Linked DNA regions of Homo sapiens: region 2 is linked to region 1. Evidence: chromatin loops called from intact Hi-C (ENCODE). Cell type or tissue: PC-9. All regions are shown on one strand. Links, peaks and the distances in the headings refer to the core of each region. The heading gives the core; the rest is flanking DNA.

Region 1 (7,894 bases), core at 1,637-6,636:
ATAAATGCTGAATAAATAAAGACCTGTTTGAAGGAGTGCCAAATTACTGGCTGCCCAGGAAACCCAACCGCCAGCCTGGGCCGCCCACGTGTCCTGGTCGGGCCTGAGCGGGGCCAGAGGCTGTGGGAGTGGGTGGGTGGGTGGGGAACAAATCCAGCTCTGCATGGCTGGAGTGTGCAGGGCAGGGCAGGAAGTGGTGGGCAGAGACCAGCGTGGCCATTGGGGTGAGGCCAAGGATCTCGGAAGGTCAGCCTCGCTGCAGGGTGTGGGGCAGGGGTGAGACGTGGGCAGTGAGGGGGATCCCAGGAAGCTACGGCGGAGGAACTGTCGGGTCATGCTTGGAGTTGGGGAGCCAGGAGTTGCCAAGTCTCTGCGACAGCCCAGGCCAGAGACAGCCAGGCATGAAGCAGACAGCAGCAGGGGATGGAGGACGGGGCAGAGCTTTGGGACCAGGAGCTGGCGACGGGGGGTCCCAAGGGAGGCACCTGGAATGACCACCAGGTTTCTGATCCCAGGAGTTTGAGACCAGCCTGGGCAACATAGTGAGACCCCATCTCTATAATTTTTTTTTTTTTAATTAGCCTAGTGTGATAGCATGTGCCTGTAGTCCCAGCTACTCCAGAGGCTGGGGTGGGAGGGTTGCTTGGGCCCAGGAGGCAGAGGTTGCAGTGAGCCATGATCACGCTACTGCACTCCAGCCTGGACAATACAGCAAGACCCTATCTCAAAAAAAAAGGTGGGGCTGGTGGCTCATGCCTATAATCCCAGCACTTTGGGAGGCTGAGGTGGGTGGTTCAGTTGAGGCCAGGAGTTTGAGACCAGCCTGGCCAACATGGTGAAACCCCATCTCTACTAAAAGCATAAAAATTAGTTGGGCGTGGTGGCATGTGCCTGTAATCCCAGCTACTCAGGAGGATGAGGTGGGAGGATCGCTTGAGCCCAAGAGTTCTAGGCTACAGTGAGCTATGATCGCACCACTGCACTCCAGCCTGGGTGACAGAGCAAGACCCTGTCTCTAAACACACACACACACACACAATGCTCAAACTTTCCTCTCCCCACTGAGCAAAAGGGTGATGGTAATTCTACTGCTCTCAGCTCTGTGAGAGCCCCACGTGAGAATGTGTGAACAGGGCCTGGCGCTGGGCCTGGGGACACCAAGTGCCCGCTCACTTAACAGCAGTGATGACGGGGACGATTGCTCAAGCTGACATCACCCGCCGAGCTGCTGTCCACCCCTGACATCAGGTCCCGTGTTGCTCACAGTATATCTCTGTCCCTCCACGCAAGGGGCGGTTGGGGAGTGCTGGGTGGGAAATGCAGGCTTGGCACCCAGCTAGGGGTCAGGGAACCCGGGCATTTGGTGCCCCCAGTTCTGGCTGAGCCCCGGAGGCTTATCTGAGCTCATGTGCATGGTGCAGAAGTATTTATTTGTTCTCAGGCAGGCATCTGAAAAGCGTGGGGGCTGGGTGTCAGGAGACAGTGGGAGGAAACCAGCTCTGGGGCGGTGCCAACCCCTGGGGCCAGGCAGTGCAGGGGGGCCCTGGGATCCTGTCTCCCAAGAACCCTTCGCTTGCCAGACATAAACATGCCTTCTCAGAACAACACGGATGAGGAACATCAGGCCTTTTCTTGTCGGGAAAAGGCTGGACGGAAAAAAGCCCATTACTCGTGGGTGATCTAATCCTGGGGCGCTGGCTCACGGGGCCCCCAGCCCTGCCCGCCTGAGCCGGCTCACTCCCCGACCTCTACCCACCCATGCCCCTGCAACCACTGAGCCAACGGGTGAGGACAGGTGTCCCAGGGCAGGCTATGCCCTGCAGTGGGCTGGGGAACAGCCCACCTGCTATGTAAAACCTCAGCACTAGCACTGCCCCTCCCTGGGCCTCAGTTTCTCCATCTGTCAATGGAGAACCTGGGCTAGAAGTTGTCTGAGGGCCTTGCCATCCTTGGCCCCAGATGGAAGGATCCCCATGCCCCCTCCCTCCCCTGGCATCTGGCCTCCCCACCTGCCCTGACCTACTCCAAAGCATTCATTATAGTCACCCCATTCCAGTCACCCAGCCCTGCCCTGCCCCGTCCCACCCCAAATGCCCTCTGGCCCTCCCCGCACCTCTTTTTTTTTTGGACACAAAAAAAAAACTGTCGCCCAGGCTGGAGTGCACTGGTGCGATCTTAGCTCACTGCAACCTCTGTCTCTCAGGTTCAAGTGATTCTCCTGACTCAGCCTCTTGAGTAGCGGGGATTACAGGTGCGCACTGGCATGTGTGGCTAATTTTTGTATTTTTAGTAGAGATGGGGTTTCACCATGTTGGCCAGGCTGGTCTCAAACTCCTGGCCTCAAGTGATCCTCCCTCCTCAGCCTCCCAAAGTGCTGGGATTACAGGCGCGATCCACCACGCCCAGCCCCGTTCTTGCTTTAAACACTTGGATGCCCCATCTTCCAGAGCCCTTTCATCTTCTAGTCCCCATTCCAGAGGCTTCCCTATTTCCAGTCTTGGGCCTACCCACATCCTCAGCCCTTGTTCCCGTCTTTTAGATGCTGTGGGACGCTGACTAAGTGCTCATTTTCACCACACCTGTTAGGACCCAGTCCCTGAACGGGGGTGAATCAGGCCCACTCCTTGCCCTGGAGCTCCTGGGTGAGGAAAGAGAAGCTAAAGTTTATAAACGGTGACCAAAGATCATCAGCTCCTCATGTGGGGAGTGACCAGGCGTGGGCACATCCAGGATGGATGGCTGGCATCGGCCCAGGAGCACTGGCCCCAAAGGCTGGGTGGCTGTTCAGTGGGGAAGACTGGGGCCAAGGTCAGCTTGGGCAAAGGCTAGAGGCAGGAGAGTACGGTGGGGAACCGATGAAATCTGGGAGGTTCAGAGGCAGGCGGATCACTTAAGGTCAGGAGTTTGAGATCAGCCTGGCCAACACAGTGAAACCCCATCTCTACTAAAAATAAAAAAATTAGCCGAGCCTGGTGGCGTGCACCTGTATCCCAGCTACTTGGGAGGCTGAGGCAGGAGAATCGCTTGAACCCGGGAGGCAGAGGTTGCAGTGAGCCGAGATCGCACCGCTGCACTCCAGCCTGGGCGACAGAGTGAGACTCCGTCTCAAAAGAAAAAAAAAAAGGAGGTTCAGAAGGCTTCCAAGCGGGCGTGGAAGAGGCAGACATCCACCAGGAACTTGGGCTTGCCAGGCCAGGCTGGGCTGAGCCATGATTTAGTAATAAAAATAACAACTAGCTGCCATCAGCCCCTTCTCTGGGGCTTGGGCGGGACCCACCAGGCACCACCAGCCCACACCTACGCCATCCCATTTTACAGACAGGAGTCCAGAGCATCGGGATTAGTTGACTTGTAAGTGTCCACACCATCCAACTGCAAAATAGCCACACCCCCATCCCTCACCACCACCAGGCATTGGAGAAGAGGCTGTTTTGTACAGGTGTCTATCCGTTATCGGGTACCTGGACCACACCTGCCACCTCCACGCACACAGACATCTTGGCAGATGCTCATCAGTGGGTGCCGCCAGCCCATTCATTCATTCCACAAACACCAAAGCACCCACTGCAGGCCCAATGTGTACTCCAGATCAGGAATGTCACCAGACAGGCAGGATCAGGCCGCAGAGTCCAGGAAGTCCCCCGTCACCCCGGCGGGTGACTACGCATCAGACGGGTGGCTCACGTTAATGGCCTGGTCCCTGAGGAATGGCACCCCTTGTTTTGTAGCTGGGTGTGCGCATGCACACACATCCGGCCCTTTCTCTGAACACCTGCATTACTTCCACTTCTGCCCTCACCTGTCAGAAAAGCCTGGCCACCTGCATCCAACCTGGGCTTGCCCGAGCCTTGGCCAGGTGGTGCAATTTCATGAAGCGGCCCCTCCCCTTCCAAAACCCAGGGACAGAGCAACTTGGAGGAGTCCAGCCCGGGCCACACCCTCCCCTCCCTAGGGTACAGCAACAGATGGCAGGGCAGCCCCTCACCAAAACCCTGTAGTCTCAGGAACGTACATGAGGCCAGGCCCCAGGAGGTCTGGGTCTAGTGGAGGCTCAGCCTCGAGTGGCTGTGTGATGCTGGAGAACTTCCTTCCCCTCTCTGGGCCCCAGTACCCTCCAATGAAGACATATTAACACCCTGTCCCTTCCTCACAAAGTAGAGGTGGGAGGTGAGAGTCAGGCCCAATGGACAAGGGTTGAGTATCATTTTTCTTTTCTTTCTTTCTTTTTTTAAGAGACAGGGTCTCTTGCTCTGTCACCCAGCCTATGATCGCAATGGCGTGATCATAGCTCACTGCAGCCTCCAACTCCTGGGTTCAAGTGATCCTTCTGCCTCAGACTCCCAAGTAGCTGGGACTTAAGGTGTGTGCCATCGTGTCCAGCTACTTATTTTATTTTTTGTAGAGATGGAGTCTTGCTATGTTGCCCTGGCTGGTCTCAAACTCTTAGCCTCAAGTGATCGTCCCAAATCCTTCCTGAGTATCTGGGACTACAGGCACACACCACCATACCTGGCTAATTTTATTTTATTTTATTTTTTTTGTAGAGATGGAGTTTTGCTATGTTGCCAAGGCTGGTCTCAAACTCCTGGACTCAAGCAGTCTTCCCGCCTCAACCTCCCAAAGTGTTGGGATTACAGGCCCGAGCCACTGCTCCCAGCCAGATCCCTTTCCCTCAAAACCCCACCTGGGCCTCAGGGCTAGCTGGGCCTGGGATGACATTTCTGAGAAATCACAGTTGCGTTGCAGCCATCAGTGGCAGGAGCTGTGCTGCTGATGGGCATCTCGCAACCCACCTCAGCAACACTACAAACACAACAGTACTCTCCCCATTTTACAGATGAGGATGTAGAGGCTCAGAAAGGCTGAGCAACTCGCCCAAGGTCACACAGCACAAAGAGTCAGGGGCCAGCTTCAAAGTGAAGTCTGCTGGGATCTGGAGTAAACATGGCCCTGCACCCCTACAATGTCCCCTGCACAGCCCCCCAGGCATGGCTCACTGTCAACCACAATCCAGTCCCACTGTCCAGATGAGTGATTCACACACAAATATTTGCACCAAGATGGGAGTGGCTCTCCCATAGGCTCATTATTTATTCCAAACACATCTTTTCTGCCTGCCCTGCTAGAGGCAGAGGGGTTTCCCCACCAGGGGGGCTACAGTGAGACCTGAGGTGGGCTTCCTGCAGGCATTGTGAGTCCTGAAAACCAGAGGGGACCCCATAGGTAAGAAAATATCGTTTTCTTTTGAGACAGAGTCTCACTTCATTGCCCAGGCTGGAGTGCAGTGGCACGACCTCGGCTCAGTGGTTGAACTCACCTCCCGGGTTCAAGCAATTCTCCTGCCTCAGCCTCCCAAATAGATAGGATTACAGGTGCCCATCAGCATGCCCAGTTAATTTTTTTGTTTGTTTTTTTTTTTTGTATTTTTAGTAGAGATGGGGTTTCGCCACGTTGGCCAGCCTGGTCTCGAACTCCTGACCTCAGGTGATCCACCCGCCTCGGCCTCCCAAAGTGCTGGGATTACAGGTGTGAGCCACTGCGCCCAGCCTTAATTTTTGTATTTTTAGTACAGACGGGGTTTCATCAAGTTGGTCAGGCTGGTCTCGAACTCCTGACCTCAGGTGATCCGCCCAGCTCGGCGTGAGCCACTGCACCCAGCTGAAGATATCGTTTTCTGAGCCAAAAATAGGGCAGTGGGCAAGTGTCCTGTGCTACCAAGGTTGCGGGCTGTCCAGGATGGTGGGTGGGTTATGGACAGTTCCTGGAAGTGGGCAGGCTCACCACCCAGACCCCAGACTCCAGGAGGTTCAGTCTGCCTCCCCTCATCTGCAGGAGTGGGCACTAAACCAAGAAAATGGGAGCAATGAATCACGGGGTTCACAGCCAATAAGAATCCCCAAAGCCGTGCGCAGTGGCTCATGCCTGTAATCCCAACATTTTGGGAGGCCAAAGTGAGAGGATTACTTGAAGCCAAGAGTTTGAGGCTGCAGTGAGCTATGACTGTTCCACTGTACTCCAGCTTGGGCGACAGAGGAAGACCCTCTCTCAAAAAAAAAAAAAAGCCCTGAGCTGCCACCATGCAACCTCCACGCCCAACCTCACAGAAGTTTCCAGAGCTCTTGGCAGCCCCAGGCTGGTGGACACAGCAATACCAGAATAAACCAGGGGGCGGGACTACGTCCCTGAGACTGGGTTCCTCCCTTGGGAAGGGACACCGGCCAAGATCTCTCCCCTGCCCCCACCAGGTTCTCCTGGGGTCCTTCCCTTAGGAAGCTCTTCTGGTTGTCATCCCAACCAGGCTGACCCCAATTCTGCATTTGCTGGGATCTACCTGAACACATCATGAGGCTTGGGGGTTACTCCAGGTGATGTCAGGAGCTCCAAAGAGCAGAAACCAGTGCTCTGTTCTCCTGTCTGTCCCTGGGGGGCCATCAACCATTCTCACAGCTCCCCATAATCAACCACTTGCCAGCCTTCACCGCACTCTCTCCTCTCCTCCGCTGCGGTGTTGCAGATGCTCTGACCACTCTCCCTTCCCTACCCAACTCTGCCCTGTCCAGGGTACGCTGCAGCAAAGCCTCCCACCAGCTGTGGGGCCAGCTTGGGCCTGTCCAGCCTCCCGAACCAGGAGCAGGAGACAAGGGAGGCTCCAGAGGCATCTGCAGGAGGGCAAGGAGGCCCAGACCAAGAGTCATGGATGTGGATTGATTGATTGATTATTTATTTATTTATTTACTGAGGCAGAGTTTCGCTCTTGTTGCCCAGGCTGGAGGGCAGTGGTGCGATCTCGGCTCACTGCAATCTCCGCCTCCCGGGTTGAAGCAGTTCTCATGTCTCAGCCTCACAAGTAGCTGGGATTACAGGCACCCCCCGCCATGCCTGGCTAAATTTTTTTTTGTATTTTTAATAGAGATGGGGTTTCACCACGTTGCCCAGGCTGCTCTCGAACTCCCGACCTCAAGTGATCCTCCTGCCTCGGCCTCCCAAAGTGCTGGGATTACAGGCGTGAGCCACTGTGCCCGGCCAGATGTGGTTTTAGATCTTGATCCTCGTAACTCTAGAACCTTAGTCAAGTGTCTTCCCAGCCCTGGGCCTCAGTTTCCCCATCTGAAAAAGAGAAGAGGCCAGTATATTCTGAGGTTCCCTCCAGTTCTAACATTCTATGGCTCCCTCCATCCAAGAAGCTCGGGAAACCCCAAGAGGGGTTAGGATGTCCAAGGAAGGGAAAGAGGGGGGCCCCACTGCAGCACCTGGCCCCGGCCCTATGCACAACTCAGGTTGGCCAACTTGACAGACCAAAACTCACCATTGGTAGAAGGGATGGTGGCACCAACTAGAACAAATGAGATGGTGAACTCCAAGTGGAGTTACTCTGGAAAGGCCAGTTCCAGGCCAGGCCCCTTTTTACCTGGAGTGTAATATACATGCAATAAAATTCATTCTTTCTGACATACAGTTCTATGAGTGTTCTGTTTTGTTTGTTTGTTTGTTTGTTGTTGAGACAGAGTCTCATTCTGTCGCCTAGGCTGGAGAGCAGTGGCGCCATCTCGGCTCACTGCAGACTCCGCCTCCCGGATTCAAGCAATTCTCCTGCCTCAGCCTCCTGAGCAGCTGGGATTACAGGCACCCACCACCATGCCTGGCTAATTTTTGTAATTTTAGTAGAGACAGAGTTTCACCACATTGGCCAGGATGGTCTCAATCTCCTGACCTCATGATCTGCCCGCCTTGGCCTCCCAAAGTGTTGGGATTACAGACGTCAGCCACCGCACCCGGCCGTTTTTTTTGTTTTTTTTTTTGTTTTTTTTTTTTTTTTTAAATATTTCAAAAAGATAGAGACAGGGGTCTTGCTATGTTACCCAGTAAACATAGTTTGGTCTCAAACTTCTGGGCT
Region 2 (7,894 bases), core at 1,345-6,344, 58 kb after region 1:
TGATTTAAGAAGATAGATGATCAATGCCTCAGGTCTGGGATTAAAAGATTAAAAATACAAACATTAAAGACGTAAGTCTGAGAAGATGGAGATGACCACCCAGGAGACAGAGAGACGGTGCAGAGAAGGGGACCGCAGATGAAGAACTGGCATTAGGGAGAAAGAATATCTTGTTTCTTTTCTTTTCTTCTTTTTTCTTTAAGAAGATACTGGGGGTCAGGCAGGGCGTGATGGCTCGTGCCTGTAATCCCAGCACTTTGGGAGGCCGAGACAGGGGGATCACGAGGTCAAGGGATTGAGACCATCTTGGCCAACATGGTGAAACCCTGTCTCTACTAAAAATACAAAAAAATTAGCTGGGTGTGGTGGCGCACACCTGTAGTCCCAGCTACTCAGGAGGCTGAGGCAGGAGAATCAGTTGATCTCAGGAGGCAGAGGTTGCAGTGAGCCGAGGGCCAAGGTCACGCCACTGCACTCCAGCCTGGCGACAGAGCAAGACTCTGTCCAAAAAATCCCCAAAAAGATACAGTGTCTCACTATGTTGCCCAGACTGATCTCCAGCTCCTGGGCTCAAGTGAGCCTCCTGCTTCAGCCTCCCAGAGTGCTAGGATTACAGGCATGAGCCACCGCACCTGGCCCATATTTATTTTCTGAACAAGAGATAAACTTTCAAGTAAAGAGGACTGAAATAAAAGAAAGAAAGAAGGAAGGAAAGAAAGAACAAACGAAAGAAAGAAAGAAAGAAAGAAAGAAAGAAAGAAAGAAAGAAAGAAAGAAAGAAAAACAGCTTTATTTATTTATTTATTATTTATTTATTTGAGACAGGGTCTCGCTCTGTCATCCAGGCTGGAGGGCAGTGGCATGATCATGGCTCACTGCAGCCTCGGCCTCCTGGACTCAGGTGATCCTCCCACGTCAGCCTCCCCAGTAGCTGGGATTACAGACATGTGCCGCCATGCCTGGGGTTTCACCATGTTGCCCAGGCTGGTCTCGAACTCCTAAGCTCAAGCAATCCTCCCGCCTCGACCTCCCAAAGTGCCAGATTACAGGTGTGAGCCACCATGTCCAGTACAGAAAAGTTGTTTTAAAGAAAACAATTCTGGGTGGATCACCTGAGGTTAGGAGTTGAGACCAGCCTAACCAACATGGTGAAACCCTGACTCTACTAAAAATACAAAATTAGCTGGGCGTGGTGGCGCATGCCTGTAATCCCAGCTACTTGGGAGGCTGAGGCAGGAGAATCGCTTGAACACGGGAAGCAGAGGTTGCAGTGAACAGAGATTGCGCCACTGCACTCCAGCTTGGGTGACAGAGCGGGACTCCACTTCAAAATAAAGAAGGAAAAAGAAAGAAAGAAAAAGAGATAAAGGAAGGGAGGAAAGAGAAAGAAAGAAAGAGAGAGAAAGAGAGAAAGAAAGAGAAAGAAGAAAGAGAAAGAAAGAAGGAAGGAAAGAAAAAGAAAGAAAAAAGAAAGAAAGAAAGGAAAGAAAGAAAAAGAAAGAAAGAAGGAAAGAAAGAAAGTGGGTGGGCAGAAAGGAAGGAGGCAGGGAGGGAGGAGGGAAGGAAGAAGAGAAGGAGGGAGGGAGGGAAGGAGGGAGGGAGGGAAGGAGGGAGGGAGGGAAGGAAGGAAGGAAATCAATTAATTAATAGAGTTACTAAAAAATATTGAATAAATAAATGAAGAAAACTATAGCCAAAAGCTTGAACATTTCGGATCAAGATGGTCAAATAAACTCAAATTACAAAAAAAAAAAAAAAAAAACAAAAATGAGGACAATTAGATGACTTGGAAAGGGTACAGAAAGAGGACAGTTTGTCAGGATGCGGGGGCAACCTGGCAGTGTCTGGAGCTCTGGGAGAGCAGTTGAGGTGGAGTGCAAGATTGAAGATGGAAGTTTGTGCAGTGGTGGAATTGATCAATCCGTCTGACAGCCACTCGTGGGCACCTGTGTGCCACGCCCTGGGCTGAGAGTCAGAGATGTGGGGGTGGCAGTGGTGGCTCATGCCTGTAATCCCAGCAATCTAGGAGGCTGAGACAGGCCAATCGTTTGAGCCCAAGAGTTCGAGACCAGCCTGGGCAACATGGCAAAACCCCATCTCTCTAAAAATACAAACAATTAGCTGGGCATGGTGGTGCACACCTGTAGTCCCAGCTACTTGGAAGGCTGAGGCAGGAGGACGGCTTGAGCCCAGAGATGAAGGCTGCAGTGAGCTGATTGCACCACTGCACTCCAGCCTGGGCAACAGAGTGAGACTCTGTCACACACACACAAGGAAAAAAACACACAAAAATTTCAGTTAGGAGGACTAAGTTCAAGAGATCCAAGTACAACATGGTGGCTATCCTTGATAACAATGTGTTCTAAACTTGCAAAGTACCAAGACAGTGGATTTTAAGCGTTCTCAGCACACTCCCCACAAAAAGACAAATGAGGTAATGCATATGCTAATTAGCTTGATGTAGCTGGTCCACACTTTATACATATTTCAAAACATCATATTGCACACCATAAATAGATACAATTTTTGTCAATTTAAAAAAAGAGGTTAGAGATATGTTGCGGTGCACACAGAGCACTCCCCTCTAGGGAGAGAGGTGTGAATCAAGTCCCCGATGGGCGCGTCTCTGCAGGCCGTGAAGAAAAAGTGTGTGTGTGTGCATGTGTGTATGTGTGCACAAGTGTGGATGTATATGCATGTATATGCGTGTGTGTATGTGTATGTGTATGTATATTGTTTGTGTGTATATATGTGCATGTTTGTGTATGTGAGTATACATCTCTTTGTGTGTAACGTGTGTATGTGCGTGTGTACCTGTGTACATGTGTATATGTGTACATGTATGTGTGTCTGTGTGTATGTGTATTTGTCCGTGTGTACATGTGTCTGTAGTGTTTGTGTGTCTGTGTATGTACGTGTTTGTGTATGTGTATGAGTTTTTGTGTATGTGTACGTATTTGTGTGTGTCTGTGTACGTGTCTATAGTGTTTGTGTATGTATGTGTTTGTGTATGTATATGTGTATGCATGTGTGTACGTGTGTACATGTATGTGTGTACGTGTGTGCATGTTTATATGTGTCTCTGTGTGCGTGTATATATATATGATGTGTACATGTATGTGTGTCTCTGTGTATGTGTGTATGTATCTGTGTGTGTGTGCCCATGCATGTGTGTGGGTCACTTGGAAAGGCCTGGGGGTGTGGGGTTGGAGGCAGGATCTGAGGCCTGAGCTGGGGGTGGGGGACAGGGCCCAGAGTGTGATGAATATGATGGACCCCAGGCTGCGGACCCGGTGCGGGGCTGTGAAGGTGCTCCTGGTGAACTCCAGGCTTGGGGCTGCTGGGAAACCGAGGCACAGCTGTGCGTGGGGCCAGCTGGAAATTGTGGCAGCGGGAGAGGGTGGCTGGGAGGGGGTCTAGACGGGGCTGGAGCCACCCTGGAGGCAGCAAGTCCTTCCCTTTGCTGGTAGCTCCAGAGAAAGGGCCCACAGCCTTACCCAAGGTTCCAGAGAAGCTTCTAGAAGTGAGCATCCTGGTTATTCGTCCTATACCATGTTCCTTCTGAATTTACACTGGACCCCAACTTCAGTCTCAAAACACTTCCCAGCCTCTCTTGGGGAGTGGGAGCGGGACCAGGGTGACTGCCCAGCTGAGGTTGGCAAGGGGGACGTGATGGGAGGGTTCAGGACTGAGAAAGTAGGCCAGGGTCAGCTCTGTGGAGGGAGCCCAGCCTGCGGGGAGGGGAGGCAGTGCTGTGCGGGAGGAGGGAGGCCAGGACAGTCCTGGCCCGGCACGGTCCCAGAGAGGGAATGAATGTCCACGCCCTGGCCGGCCTCTCTCCCAGGGATGGAAGTGTGGACACACACGGATACTCACAGAGAGGCCTGAACCAAGTCTGGGAGGCAACAGGGACAGGGAGCTCTGGGACTAGGAGCCGGGACACCTGGGTCCCCGTTGTTGCTCCCACGTGCAAAGCTGGCCTGTGTCTCCAGCCTTGCAGCCCTAAAGCCCAGTCTGGACAGAGGGTGGAATGGACAAGCCGCAGTGAGAGGGCCGAGGGTGACACCTGCTGGTAAATGGGAGGCATCACAGGCAAGACTTGGCTGGTGGGTCTCTTGCCGCCCAGGGGTGCGTGGTGTCACCCACCCTCCAGCCTCCCCTCCTGTTCTTCACCCCAGGACCCCACAAAAGGAGAAGGCAAATGTTTCCCGATCAGACCTGGAGGGTTTGATCAATGTCTCCCTCTCAGGCAGAGCAAAGAGAAGTGGGGCAAGAGAAGTCCCAGTTTATTTTTTTGAGACGGGGTCTTGCTCTGTCATCCAGGCTGGAGTGCAGCGGGGCTCACTGCAACCTCCGCCTCCTGGGCTCAAGCCATTCTCCTGCCTCAGCCAACCAAGTAGCTGGGATTACAGGCGCCTGCCGCCACGCCCGGCTAATTTTTGTATTTTTAGTAGAGATGGGTTTTCACCCTGTTAGCCAGGCTGGTCTAGAACTCCTGACCTCAAATGATCTGCCTGCCTTGGCCTCCCAAAGTGCTGGAATTACAGGCATGAGCCACTGTGCCTGGCTAATTTTTGTATGTTTAGTAGAGACAGGGTTTCACCATGTTGGCCAGGCTGGTCTCAAATTCCTGACCTCAGGTGATCTGCCCTCCTCGGCCTCCCAAAGTGCTGGGATTACAGGCGTGAGCCACCGCGCCTGGCCTAGAAGTCCCGGTTTCTGAGCTTCCCTCAACATGAGACAGACACTGTGTTGGAGGGGGAGGGTTGCAGCAGTGGTTGTCGCCATAACCCCATGCCATGGAGATGCCTTCCAAAGGCCAGTACTGTGAACCTTGGGGCGGAAGGGTCATGAGGACACCCCGCCCCCTGCTTCAGACCACACTGGTTCAATCCCCACCCCCAAAACACTGATGCTCCAAGCTTTATTTAATTTTCCCAAAGCTGGACCCAGGGCCACATCCCAGGAGTGACCCAGAGAAGGATGTCCCCCCAACCCCTACCCAAACCATGATTCCCAAGATGTTCAGCTGTGACCCCTGCCTGGGGCTTATGTTACCACTTTATAGATGAGAAAACTGAAGCTGGGGAGGGAAGGGCTCTGCCCAGGGCCACAGGCTGGTTACTGCCCAAGTCAGAGTTGGAACTTGGGTCTCAGCTGCTGCAAGGTGCTGCCTTTTTTTTTTTTTTTTTTCTGAGACAGGGTCTTGCTCTGTTGCCCAGGCTGGAGTGCAGTGGCACAATCATAGCTCACTGCAACCTCGACCTCCCAGGCTCAAGCAATCCTTCTGCCTCAGCCTCCTGAATAGCTGGGACTACAGAGTGTGCCACTGTGCTTGGCCAGTTAAAAAAAAATATATATATATAGGCTGGGCGCGGTGGCTCATGCCTGTAATCCTTGCACTTTGGGAGGCAGAGGCAGGTGGATCACCTGAGGTCAGGAGTTCGAGACCAGCCTGGCCAACATGATGAAACCCCCCCTCTACTAAAAATACGAAAAAATTAGTTGGGCGTGGTGGTGGGCGCCTGTAATCCCAGCTACTCAGGAGGCTGAGGCAGGAGAATCGCTTGAACCCGGGAGGCGGAGGTTACAGTGAGCCAAGAACGCACCACTGCACTGCAGCCTGGGCAACAAAATATATATCTATATAAAATATTTAAAAATATATAAATATATATAATATTTTAAAAATATATATATTTAAAAATATATAAATATATATATATTTTTGGTAGAGATGGGACTCTCACTATATTGTCCAGGATTGTCTCAAACTCCTGGCCTCAAGCGATCCTCCCATCTCTGCCTTCCAAAGTGCTGGGATTACAGGTGTGAGCCACCACACCTGGCTGAAGCTGCCTCTTGATCACAAATCTACAGTCCTGTGAGTTATAAGGTGGTACTAGGCAATTCACCTACATCAGAATTTATAAAAGGAGGCCCCAGCTGTTGGTGATGAGAAAAAATGAGCGAGGAGAATTGCTTTAGGGCACTGTCTTAACCTCACACTATTGAGGCTCTAGGTGGGATAATTCTTTGTTCCGGGGCTCTGTCCTATGCATCGTAGGGTATTTAGCAGCATTCCTGGCCTCTGTTCCCTACATGCCGGTAGCATGCCCCCGTTGTGACCACCAATAACGTCTCTAGACATTGCTAAATGTCCCCGAGGGGGCAAGTATCCCCGGTTGAGAACTACAGGTTTGGACAGAGCTGTGTGGCGAATCCCACCTTCCAGGCGAGGGTGGGGTTGCCATCCCCCAGCTGAAGCCTCATAGGCGGGGTGGGCCTCCTTGGAGAGCTTGTTATCCCTCCCTGGCAGTGGATGGGTGCCTAAGATTTTAGGTCCTGAATTGAGGCTATGTTTGCGATTCTTTTTTTTTTTTTTTGGAAACAGGGTCTTGCTCTGTTGCCCAGGCTGGAGTGCAATGGCATGGTTATAACTCACTGCAACCTTGAACTCCTGGGCTCAAGTGATCCTCCTGCCTCAGCCTCCCTAGTAGCTGGGACCACAGGCATGTAGCACCATGCCCAGCTTTTTTTTTTTTTTAGATTTTGGGGTCTGGCTATGCTGCCCAGGCTGGTCTTGAACTCCTGACCTCAAGCGATCCTTCCACCTCTGCCTCCCAAAGTGCTGGGATTATAGGCATGAGCCACCGCATCCAGCCTCGCCCACTTTTTGAGAGCATGATGAAGTGGAAGGGCCTGTCCAAGTTTTTCTCCAGTAACGGGCAGGTCAACCCCTACTTGGAGAGGTTTAAGGACAAATTGGGAGAGAAAAATAAAGTTGCTGTTAAGACTATGCCCTGTGAATCCTGCTTGGATCTTTGCCTTTGGCATTCTGCCAATTATATTTTATATAATGTGCGTAGATGTGTATTTCCTTTTATTTTTATTTATTTATTTATTTTTGAGATGGAGTCTGTCTCTGTCACCCAGGCTGGAGTGCAGTGGCACAGTCTCAGCTCACTGCAACTTCCACCTCCTGGGTTCAAGCGATTCTCCTGCTTCAGCCTCCCAAGTAGCTGGGAGTATAGGTGGTGCCACCACATTGGCTAATTTTTGTATTTTTAGTAGAGACGGGGTTTCACCGTGTTGGCCAGGCTGGTCTCGAACTCTGGACCTCAGGTGATCCGCCTGCCTCAGCCTCCCAAAGTGCTGGGATTACAGGCGTGAGCCACTGTACCTGGCCTGGATTTCTTTTTATTTATAATATTTGGAGTTCTTTTTTTTTTTTTTTTTTGAGCTGGAGTCTCACTTTGTCACCCATGCTGGAGTGCAATGGTGCGATCTCAGCTCACTACAACCTCTGCCTCCTGGGTTCAAGAGATTCTCCTGCCTCAGCCTCCCGAGTTGCTGGCATTACAGGTTCCCACCACCAAGTCTGGCTAATTTTTGTATTTTTAGTAGAGACAGGTTTTCACCATGTTGGCCAGGCTGGTCTTGAACTCCTTACCTCAAACGATCTGCCTGACTCGGCCTCCCAAAGTGCTGGGATTACAGGCGTGAGCCACCGCGCCTGGCCTGGATTTCTTTGTACTTTGCATTCACATCTTTCATCAATTCTGGAAGTTTCTCAGCTGTTTCCTCTTTAAATAATGCTTTTCTTCAATTCTATTTTCTTTGCCACCCGATTAGACCTATGTTAGGCTTTTTATTTTATTTATTTATTTTTTTGAGATGGAGTCTCACTCTGTCGCCCAGGCTGGAGTGCAGTGGCATGATCTCGGCTCACTGCAAGCTCTGCCTCCTGGGTTCACACCATTCTCCTGCCTCAGCCTCCTGAGTAGCTGGGACTATAGGCGCGCACCACCACGCCTGGCTAATTTTTTGTATTTTTTAGTAGAGACAGGGTTTCACCATGTTAGCCAGGATGGTCTCGATCTCCTGACCTCAT

Evidence for each region. Peaks named below come from ENCODE experiments on the same cell type or tissue, not always from the same donor. Only the 100,000 strongest peaks of a DNase experiment are listed, where the experiment ranks them.
Region 2: it touches region 1 in a loop (7-fold over the local background); 3 of 110 quality-filtered maps call a loop at or near these places.

What each region holds. Positions count from the first base shown.
Region 1 is chr7:74,471,596-74,479,489 of GRCh38, reverse strand. The region is part of intron 1 of GTF2IRD1 (GTF2I repeat domain containing 1); the gene reads right to left. Among named protein-coding and RNA genes, the nearest start is that of GTF2IRD1, 22 kb to the right of the region's middle. RefSeq lists enhancers at 412-994, 995-1,576. In PC-9, for the core only: no CTCF peak of the experiment used is centred there; DNase peaks (open chromatin) are centred at 2,069, 2,629 and 3,639; H3K27ac peaks cover 3,611 bases.
Region 2 is chr7:74,413,743-74,421,636 of GRCh38, reverse strand. No RefSeq gene overlaps it. Among named protein-coding and RNA genes, the nearest start is that of GTF2IRD1, 36 kb to the left of the region's middle. RefSeq lists a silencer at 4,012-4,141. In PC-9, for the core only: CTCF peaks have their summits at 3,896 and 4,107 (motif pointing left); a DNase peak (open chromatin) is centred at 4,036.